Regions from separate parts of the Homo sapiens genome. Here regions 1 and 2 are each linked to region 3. Evidence: chromatin contacts called from ENCODE Hi-C or POLR2A ChIA-PET data. All regions are on one chromosome and are shown on one strand. Each heading gives the region's core, a stretch centred on a gene start or an enhancer-like site at or near the end of the contact. The rest is flanking DNA. Distances are from core to core; before and after follow the strand shown.

What was found. A loop is a pair of places that touch in the nucleus more often than their neighbours do. ChIA-PET counts read pairs that join two places held with the same protein, here RNA polymerase II (POLR2A). Pooled maps may share reads with other maps.
Region 1: a map of ascending aorta shows a loop between it and region 3 (4-fold over the local background). The contact joins the promoter of OSBPL3 here to the promoter of CBX3 in region 3. A Hi-C loop is called at or near these places in 2 of 168 maps with a recorded cell type or tissue (ascending aorta and naive thymus-derived CD4-positive, alpha-beta T cell) and 9 of 50 pooled maps. POLR2A ChIA-PET finds 5 or more read pairs at or near these places in 3 of 52 experiments (CD4-positive, alpha-beta memory T cell, Caco-2 and H1).
Region 2: a loop to region 3 is called in a pooled map, with 8 times the contacts of the local background. The contact joins the promoter of GSDME here to the promoter of CBX3 in region 3. A Hi-C loop is called at or near these places in 1 of 37 single-sample maps with no recorded cell type and 10 of 50 pooled maps. POLR2A ChIA-PET finds 5 or more read pairs at or near these places in 1 of 52 experiments (Caco-2).

What each region holds. Positions count from the first base shown.
Region 1 is chr7:24,978,871-24,982,529 of GRCh38, reverse strand. It overlaps OSBPL3 (oxysterol binding protein like 3), which reads left to right and starts at 2,352. Exons shown (of 23, transcript NM_015550.4): 1 at 2,352-2,644. RefSeq lists an enhancer at 883-1,052 and silencers at 2,193-2,702, 2,753-2,962.
Region 2 is chr7:24,755,132-24,758,762 of GRCh38, reverse strand. It overlaps GSDME (gasdermin E), which reads left to right and starts at 1,299. Exons shown (of 10, transcript NM_001127453.2): 1 at 1,299-1,367. It overlaps LOC124901820 (translation initiation factor IF-2-like), which reads left to right. Exons shown (of 3, transcript XM_047421177.1): 2 at 826-1,101; 3 at 1,194-2,439. The coding sequence ends at 1,907. RefSeq lists silencers at 150-299, 1,110-1,689, 1,700-1,749 and an enhancer at 800-1,029.
Region 3 is chr7:26,200,304-26,203,638 of GRCh38, reverse strand. CBX3 (chromobox 3) reads right to left here and starts at 1,894. Exons shown (of 6, transcript NM_016587.4): 1 at 1,813-1,894; 2 at 617-668. The coding sequence starts at 640. HNRNPA2B1 (heterogeneous nuclear ribonucleoprotein A2/B1) reads left to right here and starts at 2,893. Exons shown (of 11, transcript NM_002137.4): 1 at 2,893-3,067. The coding sequence starts at 3,062. RefSeq lists a silencer at 1,190-2,009 and enhancers at 2,950-3,335, 2,505-3,335.

The DNA.
Region 1 (3,659 bases), core at 1,103-3,602, 1.2 Mb after region 3:
AATCGTTATTTTAAAATAAGACGCTGAGGAGAAAGCTGATTTTAGAACATTAACAAACTTTTTCAAGAATAATTAGCTCTGCGTGGGTTTCAACTTTTATTTTTATTTTTTCCTTTTGATTTTAGGAGCTGGAGAGCCTGGAAGTTTATTTAGGAGTAGAAGAGGAAATGAAACTATGAAAAGCCACAGTACGATTCCTCCTTTACTTGGAGACAAGGCACAATGTGAATAATTCTCTCATCCTGTCCAATTAACTGCCTCAAGTACACACACACACACACACACACACACACACACACACACACACACAGAGAGAGAGAGAGAGAGAGAGAATGTACACTCTATTATTATTTGATTAGGAAGACATTAATGAAAAAGCTCGGAACGGGATGCTAAACAACAAAGCCCTATGCAAATCACTTCCTTTCGGATTGAAGGCTTGTCTCCTACAGAAAAACCAATGCTAAAGAAACAGGCGGAGAGGCTGAAGGTGGAGAGCAAAAGAAAAAGAAAGAAAATAGCTTGAACGAGGAAAGGGACTGGCAGGAGGAGGACAGAGCAAGCCTCTCTCAGAGAGAAATTACAGAAAGACGGAAGGAGGTTTGGGAAAACCCAGTCTAAGCTGCTCCGACGGCGGGGCTGGGCGTGGGCAAGGTGCCTCCTTGGACGGTCCGCGCGCCTGCCAGACGCGTCCTTCCACTACCCGTCCAGCCACCTGGCGCTGGTCGGGCTTTGCGAGGTGGTTTAGGAACCGCGGAGTCATTCGATTTGAAATCTTCTCCAATAAGCTTCTCCGTGTGCCGACGTGGGCAGCATGACAGTGGATTTGCTCGGCAGCATCTCTGGCGCCTCCCGCCCTCGCCCGCCGCCTGCCAGATCCGAAACAGACAGTCCCAGACATTTCGCGAGGGGGATGGTTCCAGAAAGCGAAGATCTGAGCGTGGTGAATGAAATGTGAACAGAATAGCTCCGGAAAGAGTCTCAGAAACCTTGAATTGGGGTCAGTTTGGAGACTGAAAATGCGTCGAGCGCTGCAGGTGGTGGTTGGCAGGGGGATTTAACACTGTGGAGCCCTTACTCCGTCCCAGGCGCTGAGCCCAGCGAGCCACGCGCGGTGCCCAGCTCGGTGAGGTCGGTTAGTTGGGTCTTCAGGGAGGCTAAATACCCTGTATTTGCTATTCCCTTCGCCTGGAACGCTCTGTGCGAGACTGGGTGTGGCAGCTCCTTTCCCAGGCTCAGGAATCTGGGTAAAAGCCACCCTCGCCTAGAGGCCCTCAGGGTGAGCGCCCCATCACGCGCTAAACCACTTTCGAAAGTGGACTTGGCCCTCCTCTCAGTACTAACAGTCTGTCAGCCTTTTATTTTTTGCATAGATATGTATTTTCTCTTCTTTATTGTCTGTCTTTCCACAAAAAATGCAAGCCCCGTGAGTACTGGAGCCTGGTGCGCCTTTCTCACAGTTGCAAGCTCGCAACTGCTCCTGGCATATACTAGGTGCTCACTAAATGCTCATGCCCTTCCCACCCGCCACCTGCGGCACTCGACACATTTGCAGTCTGCAAACTGACCCCAAACCATCAGCTGCTTGCATTCGTCCTAGGATCAAAGAAGGCCATTGGGCTAGTGGGAAGTCAAGTCGGGTGGACTTTTCCGTCTTTCAGGGAGATTTAATAGTAACGACGGTGCTCTCCCCACCTCCTACCCCCTTGCACATAAACTGCACAGAACAAAATCACCCCGGCACGAATCTGCACGACTGCCTCTGGAGGTAGGGTCACGGTCTCCGAGCCCCGGGTCTCACACTGATGCTGTCCTTTGTCATCTCGTGCCTAGAGTGCTGCCTCCCTATGTATTTCCTCTGTTCTCGACTCCTCTGCCACAGTCTGACTTTCTCGGGAGGTCGAGTTCTCCTAGCCTGTGCGACCGCAAGGGTCCCCTGGAGCCTTCTCCGTAAACCTGCCCCTCCCGCGCTGCCCTCACTTTTTCCTCCTTCCCTGGCCCGGAAAAGCCACTAGAGGAACATTTACCGAACGCCTACCGCGCGCAGGCACCGAGCTGGGCCACCGGGAGCCCCACCCAGTGCCTCGCCGCAGGACTCGCCTCCCTCCGCCCTCCCAACCCATCCGGAATCCGGGGTCCCTAGTTCCCCCGCCGCGTCATGGAATCCGCTGGCTTCTTCCGAGGACATCGCCCCACCTCCTTCCCGAAAGGCGACTTCTGATTGGTGAGATTGTGCATCACTCTGCCGCCCTCCCGCCCCCTCGGGGCCCCGCCCCTGGGCCTCTCAGGCCCCTCCCCTGCGCTCCCGCCCTTGCGCGGCTCCTCGGGCTAATCGCCGGGCGGCGCGCGCCGAGAAGTTCTGGGCAAAGTACTCAGAACTGGCCGCGTGCTGGTGGCGCCCGCCAGCCGGCCCGGGAGAGGGGACTTGAGCGCTTCGCGGCCGGTGCGCAGCGCGGCTCCGGCCCCGCAGTCTGTCTGCAAGTGGCCATCCCCGCCCCCGACTCCTGCGGCCGGTGCGGGAGCTGTCAGCTGCACGTTGCGGGGGTACCGGAGAAGCCGGGGTTGCCTTCTCCCGGTTCTGTGCGCTAACCCCGGAGCCCGGCCCCGGGGAACTAGGGAGCGTCTCCGGCTGCACAGCGCTCAGGTGAGTGGCGGGGCGCCCGCCTAAATGGGGCCTGGGTGTCGGGGGGCCTGGCGGCGGCGCGGGCTCGGAAGGGCTGCTGTTTGCGGGGCGCCGCGGTTCTCTGCCGGACCGGGGTCTGTCCGAGTCGCCCGGGGAGGCTCCGGCCCTGGGGCAGACCCAAGCCTGGGAGCTTGGGTGCCGGCTGCAGCTCCCGGGGAAGGAGGACCCGGGTCTCACCCACCCCAGGACACCTTCCCTCGAGGGACGGCTCAGAGGATTGACCGCCAGGAGGAGCCGAGCGCAGGGGCCGCGGCGCAGGTGCGGGAGGACGCGGCGCGCGGAGCTGTCCTGGGCAGCGGGGAGGCGCTACGCCGGGGCTAGAGGCTCAGGAAGCCTGGTAAATTGGGGCGAGCGCGAAGCTTTACCACATCCGCGGGATGGGGCGCGCCGGAGAGACTGAGACAACGCTCGCGGGGCAGGCGCTCCGCTCGCCCGCCTTCCCAACCCCGGCTTGCTCAGCTCCCCGGTGCTGGGCTGGAGGCCCAGGGCACATTCCTTTCTTGTCTGAATTTACATATTCATCAGCTTTCTGGCCCCTTCTGGAATTTTTTTTTTTTGTTAGTTTCCAATTACTACTGTTCAGATCACCTTCAGGCTCACCCTAACTCTCGTCTCAGTGTCTCTCACATTGGTCCTTTCCTGGAGGCCCTGCAGCGTCTTAGTTCAGGGTCTTAGGGACTTATGCACTCTGTCTGAACGTTGTCTACAGTTGGGTTTTCCTACCTCTGTCTCTGTTTATTCCGTGGTCAGGTAAATTCTTTAAGTACTGTCATCATAAGCCAGAAACTCCCAGGCAGCCTCTTAGCGCTGCCCAGCTTCCCGGGGAGCGTTTGTGGCCTCTGGAGTCGCTGATGGGCACTGTCGCAGGTCGTCCAGATACTTCTTAAGCAGGGGCGCGCCGCCCTTCCTTCGGCAACGCAACTTGCTTGCTGCCTTCTGCACACTTGTGCTTGTCCTTCTCCGCCTCACAAGCCAC
Region 2 (3,631 bases), core at 50-2,549, 1.4 Mb after region 3:
GAACTAGGAGGTGTTCCCGTGGGTGGGTGGGCAGCACTTTTAATTTGGATAGTCAGGAAAGGCTTTACAGTGAGGTGGATAATTGCAATCTAGAGATATGTTTAAAGCATAGCGGGGCCCAAGGGAAAGCGCTGCCGGGCTTCTCTACCTGCCCTCCCCGAACAGCCTTTAAGACAGCCACACAACTCCATACTGTGTGAGCTCTCGCAGGGCAGAAATTTCATTTTCTCTTACTCTTTGCTCTCAGCTTAGTAGAGAGCATTGCACAGTGAAGACGATACACTGACTGAAAGTGTCACTGAGCAATGGGCTCGTAACCTGAGGCACACAGAAACCAAACTGTGGCACAGGCTTTTGAGAAAAGAAAAACTTCTATTGCCAGTCAACTGGCAAGGAGACAAGAGGCAAAGCTTAAATCTGTCTTCTGGACCTGGGAGCGGGTCAGGCGTTTTTGGCATTTCTAACCAGTCCCAGGTGATGCCAATGCAGCCTTCTGCGGGGCGCGCGGTGTTCACAATTAGAAAGCTTTCCCTCTTGCACACGCCCGGGAGATTTTGGCTCTGCCTCGCTGTAACAACTTAAGTAATGGTTAATCGGTTTCAGCTGGTCCTAATGTTACAAAAAGAGCTAATATTTAAGTCAGTTCATCAGAAAGCAATGTTTGAGCACCAGCTATGCTGAGATTCCCTCGTTCAGTATTCGTTGAGCACCCAGTGTGTGAGAGCGCCTGGTTTTGCCCTCAAGGAGCTTAGAGTGGAGTTTACAGGAATGAATCACTGATTAGCGGCAGGCCTAAGTGTGGGCACTGTCGCACCACACACCCAGATACTACTCCAGGCACGGGCATTAGGGGCTCCCACAGGCTGGACAGGCCTTGGACTTTCCTGGTTGAACCGTGAGGCCGCGGTGTCAGTCCACACTCCACTGTGGGTGGCGGGTTCGGCCCCGCGAGGAGGCGCCGCTCTCAAACCCCACGGTCCCGCGCAGCGAAGAGGCGAGGCGGCCGCGGAAGGCAGGCGCAGCCCACTCTTCCCGAGAGGCCCCGACATCTCCCGGGTGAGTCCCGAAAAGCGCGCGGGGACTCCGGCTGAGCGCTGGGCCGTCAGCAACCCGGCTCCCAGAGAGTCACACGAAGGAGGGGAAGCGGCTCTCTCTGGGGCTTCTGGGAGGTCTGGCCCGGGCCCCTCCCGCAGCCTCCGGCGGCCAGTCCCGCGGCTCTGGGGCGCCCGGACCGAGCAAAGGTCCCGGCGGGCGGGCCCTCTCTCCGCCCTCCCCAAGCGCCCGCCCCCCGCCGGCCCAGCGCAGGCTCCTCCGACTCCGCCAGCGCAGGGGGCGCGGCTGCCGGGGACCCAGCAGCGGGCGCGCGGGTAAGTGCGCGGCGGGCGCGGGCTGCGGGATCCGCTCCGGGCTCCACTCCGGATCCTCTTTGGTCTGTTTGGGTGTCCCGGGCCGGGGGCAGCCGAGGCCGCGCGGCGCTTTCTCTCTGGGCCACCCTCCCCTCGCTCCTTCCTAGGGGAGACGAATCGATTGGCTGCCCGGCCGCCGGAACGGCAGGTCCCGTCGCTCCCCTCGCCTCCCGCATTCCCGGCCCGGTCCCCTCCCATCACCGCGTCCCGCCCCAACTCGCAGTCAGCATCCCCTTCCCATCCTCTCCCCGTCCCCGCTGCCACTTCCTTCCTTGGATGTTGGAAGCGCAGCTGGTATTTTCGTTCTCCCAACCCCCCAAACCCCCCCTCCCCATTCGTTCATCCTTTGTGTTCCGGTCTCTTCTCTGGGTGCTGCGGAGGCTCTCCCGGCTCGGGGGCGTGTGTGCAGGGAGGCGGACCGCGGAACAGATACGGAGTTCAGTCTCTCTGGACGGAAAAAAGTCCCCCTCCACTTTGCTCCGGTATCTAGAGAGCTCCTAGCTTGGGGAGGAGGCCAAGCCCCACTCGGTGTGCCTGGCATGCGCTGGAATGGCTCTCAAGAGCTGCCCGCGTGGCTTCCTTTGGTCTCCATTTGAGGACCTCTGACCCTTTCCAGAGCCGCTTGCCGTCTGCACCCCGAGGGGAAAGACTAGAGGGCACCTCTTAGAAAAGCGCTGGTTGTGGACTGAACACACCGACCACCCACTCCTCCAGAGTCTACTCTGTCCAGAATAGTGAATGGGATAATGAAAGGGATGGATGGCTTGCGGTCGCTGTCCTCGAGACGCAGGCAGGTGGGGCAAGTCCAAGTGGAATGAAAGGAGTGCTGTGGGGTTGGAGAAGCAGCTGAAGAGTGAAATTAATTGTCTTCACAATCTACCACCACCAAGCTCTTTTTCTAAAGGAGAAGTTGAGCCCAGACCATTAGGTAGATCTGAGAGAGAAAGGGCCCAACCCCCTAGCCACGGTCCCTTGGCTAGGTTCTTTGTTATTGTTGAGAGAGGGTCTCGCTCTGTCACCAAGGCTGGAGTGCAGTGGCACTATCCTAGCTCACTGCAGCCTTGAATTCCTGGGCTCAAGGGATCCTCCCATACACCCGTAGCTGAGACCGCAGGTGCCTGCCACCACACCGCATCTTCTCTATTCTTACCCAGACTGCCCTCTGTTACCCACTCCACTTCCCCAAAGCCTTTGGCGCCTCACTCTCCTTCTCCTTTCGAGCTCCTGCCTGTCTTATGACCATCATTGCGTTCACATACCGATTTTTATTTTAGAAAGAAATGATGAAATATTAATTTGTCTTCTCATTAAAAATGAGCTCAGGTACTGGGCTGTAGGGATAGGAAGATAAAAGATGCCACCTCTGTTCTAATTTAATAGACCCAATTGCACTTTGCTATCTAGAAAACTAAAACTAATTCAAAGTATGCTGAAATTGCTAACAATGAGACAAGTAGACAAGTACAGCCATGTTTCGTCTCCCCAGATAGAAAGGAAATGACACATGTTCCATAGCAATGATTTCTGTTTCCACCGTAACTGAGGTTTACCTTTTTCAAGGGCACTTTCTTATGTTACAGAATGAGTCATATGAGGCCCACATTAGAACAGAAAAAAAGCTGAACAGGGAGCCAGCAGAGTAGAGTGGTCAAGGGCACAGGCTTTGGAGTCAGGTGGACCTCGGGTGGAATCTTGGCTCAGCACTGATTCTCTATGTGATGTTCAATCCCCTCCAGTCAAAGACCTCCAGGAACACACTGTCAGTTCAATAAGTTGGTTTATTTCTCCTTAAAGTGAGGGACACCATGGGGAACCCTGAGATGTCTCAATAAGAGGTGTTAGAAAGGACAGAGGATTTGGGCATGTAGTAGGTGATTTGGGGAAAGAGGGCTTTGCTCTGAATTGGATGTGGTCAGGGAAGCAGGGGAAGTTCTGTGATTGAGTATCCTCGTAAATCTCGTCAAAAATGAGAGAAGGCCAGAGAGAGGCTATAGCTGTGATTGGTCAGGAAGCAGCAGTCACTCATTAGGACTGCTAATGATTGGAAGGGGGGTGGTATTTGATCATTTTTGTGCTTTGAACGTGTTCATGTTTTGTCTGTGTTCAGGCATGATTACAGAGAAGCCTTGTTTTCATGTTGATTTATCATGACAAGACTGGCCTTGCCTGATGTTGATGCTCTGTGCCATTATTCATGGTCAGCAACACCAGGGCCTGATAGTTCC
Region 3 (3,335 bases), core at 645-3,144:
CATGACATGGCTGAATAAGATAAAAAAAAAATCTAGCCTTTTCTCCCTTCTGGCTCATATTTGCGATTTCGATCATTTTGTTTAAAAAACAAAACACTGCAATGAATTAAACTTAATATTCTTCTATGTTTTAGAGTAAGTTAAAACAAGATAAAGTGACCAAAGTAATTTGAAAGATTCAATGACTTTTGCTCCAACCTAGGTGCACAAGGTACCTTGTTCTTTAAATTGGGCTTTAATGAAAATACTTCTCCAGAATTCTGGGGATTTAAGAAAAATTATGCCAACCAACAAGGGCTTTACCATTTTATGTAACATTTTTCAACGCTGCAAAAATGTGTGTATTTCTATTTGAAGATAAAAATCCTCAGCAAAATCCACATTGCACTGTCCTTCAAAGATTAGCCTTCTTTGAACTAGTTAAGACACTATTAAGCCAAGCCAGTATCTCCCTGTAATGAATTCGTTTTTCTCTTAATTTTCCCCTGTAATTTACACTGGGAGAGCTGGGAAATATGTGGATGTAAATTTCTCAGCCACAGAGATGCAAAGTTATACTGTGGGGAAAAAAAACTTGAGTTAAATCCTTACATATTTTAGGTTTTCATTAACTTACCAATGTAGTTTTGTTGGAGGCCATTTTTTATTGCAGACTTGAAGAGCTATTACTAGAAAAATGCATGACAGTTAAGGTAAGTTTGCATGACACAAAAAAGGTAACTAAATACAAATTCTGTTTGGATTCCAACCCCCAAGTAGAGAGCGCACATTTCAAACGTGAATACAAATCCAGAGTAGATCTGCGCTCCTACCTACATTGCTTATGATGTACTTAAGTACGTGTCCTAACCATGTGAGTCTAGAAAGACTTTACTGGGGATCCTGGTACCTAAAACAGCTTCACATGGCTTAAAATAGGGGACCAATGTCTTTTCCAATCTAAGTCCCATTTATAATAAAGTCCATGTTCCATTTTTAAAGGACAATCCTTTCGGTTTAAAACCAGGCACGATTACCCAAACAACTCACAACGGTAAAGCACTGTGAATCTTCTCTGTTCTGCAATCCCAACTTGGTTTCTGCTCAGAAACCCTCCCTCTTTCCAATCGGTAATTAAATAACAAAAGGAAAAAACTTAAGATGCTTCAACCCCGTTTCGTGACACTTTGAAAAAAGAATCACCTCTTGCAAACACCCGCTCCCGACCCCCGCCGCTGAAGCCCGGCGTCCAGAGGCCTAAGCGCGGGTGCCCGCCCCCACCCGGGAGCGCGGGCCTCGTGGTCAGCGCATCCGCGGGGAGAAACAAAGGCCGCGGCACGGGGGCTCAAGGGCACTGCGCCACACCGCACGCGCCTACCCCCGCGGCGGCCACGTTAACTGGGCGGTCGCCGCAGCCTCGGGACAGCCGGCCGCGCGCCGCCAGGCCTCGCGGACGCGGGACCACGCGCCGCCCTCCGGGAGGCCCAAGTCTCGACCCAGCCCCGCGTGGCGGCTGGGGGAGGGGGCGCCTCCGCCGGAACGCGGGTGGGGGAGGGGAGGGGGAAATGCGCTTTGTCTCGAAATGGGGCAACCGTCGCCACAGCTCCCTACCCCCTCGAGGGCAGAGCAGTCCCCCCACTAACTACCGGCGCTGGCCGCGCGCCAGGCCAGCCGCGAGGCCACCGCCCGACCCTCCACTCCTTCCCGCAGCTCCCGGCGCGGGGTCCGGCGAGAAGGGGAGGGGAGGGGAGCGGAGAACCGGGCCCCCGGGACGCGTGTGGCATCTGAAGCACCACCAGCGAGCGAGAGCTAGAGAGAAGGAAAGCCACCGACTTCACCGCCTCCGAGCTGCTCCGGGTCGCGGGTCTGCAGCGTCTCCGGCCCTCCGCGCCTACAGCTCAAGCCACATCCGAAGGGGGAGGGAGCCGGGAGCTGCGCGCGGGGCCGCCGGGGGGAGGGGTGGCACCGCCCACGCCGGGCGGCCACGAAGGGCGGGGCAGCGGGCGCGCGCCCGGCGGGGGGAGGGGCCGCGCGCCGCGCCCGCTGGGAATTGGGGCCCTAGGGGGAGGGCGGAGGCGCCGACGACCGCGGCACTTACCGTTCGCGGCGTGGCGCCCGGTGGTCCCCAAGGGGAGGGAAGGGGGAGGCGGGGCGAGGACAGTGACCGGAGTCTCCTCAGCGGTGGCTTTTCTGCTTGGCAGCCTCAGCGGCTGGCGCCAAAACCGGACTCCGCCCACTTCCTCGCCCCTGCGGTGCGAGGGTGTGGAATCCTCCAGACGCTGGGGGAGGGGGAGTTGGGAGCTTAAAAACTAGTACCCCTTTGGGACCACTTTCAGCAGCGAACTCTCCTGTACACCAGGGGTCAGTTCCACAGACGCGGGCCAGGGGTGGGTCATTGCGGCGTGAACAATAATTTGACTAGAAGTTGATTCGGGTGTTTCCGGAAGGGGCCGAGTCAATCCGCCGAGTTGGGGCACGGAAAACAAAAAGGGAAGGCTACTAAGATTTTTCTGGCGGGGGTTATCATTGGCGTAACTGCAGGGACCACCTCCCGGGTTGAGGGGGCTGGATCTCCAGGCTGCGGATTAAGCCCCTCCCGTCGGCGTTAATTTCAAACTGCGCGACCGTTTCTCACCTGCCTTGCGCCAAGGCAGGGGGCGGGACCCTATTCCAAGAGGTAGTAACTAGCAGGACTCTAGCCTTCCGCAATTCATTGAGCGCATTTACGGAAGTAACGTCGGGTACTGTCTCTGGCCGCAAGGGTGGGAGGAGTACGCATTTGGCGTAAGGTGGGGCGTAGAGCCTTCCCGCCATTGGCGGCGGATAGGGCGTTTACGCGACGGCCTGACGTAGCGGAAGACGCGTTAGTGGGGGGGAAGGTTCTAGAAAAGCGGCGGCAGCGGCTCTAGCGGCAGTAGCAGCAGCGCCGGGTCCCGTGCGGAGGTGCTCCTCGCAGAGTTGTTTCTCGAGCAGCGGCAGTTCTCACTACAGCGCCAGGACGAGTCCGGTTCGTGTTCGTCCGCGGAGATCTCTCTCATCTCGCTCGGCTGCGGGAAATCGGGCTGAAGCGACTGAGTCCGCGATGGAGGTAACGGGTTTGAAATCAATGAGTTATTGAAAAGGGCATGGCGAGGCCGTTGGCGCCTCAGTGGAAGTCGGCCAGCCGCCTCCGTGGGAGAGAGGCAGGAAATCGGACCAATTCAGTAGCAGTGGGGCTTAAGGTTTATGAACGGGGTCTTGAGCGGAGGCCTGAGCGTACAAACAGCTTCCCCACCCTCAGCCTCCCGGCGCCATTTCCCTTCACTGGGGGTGGGGGATGGGGAGCTTTCACATGGCGGACGCTGCCCCGCTGGGGT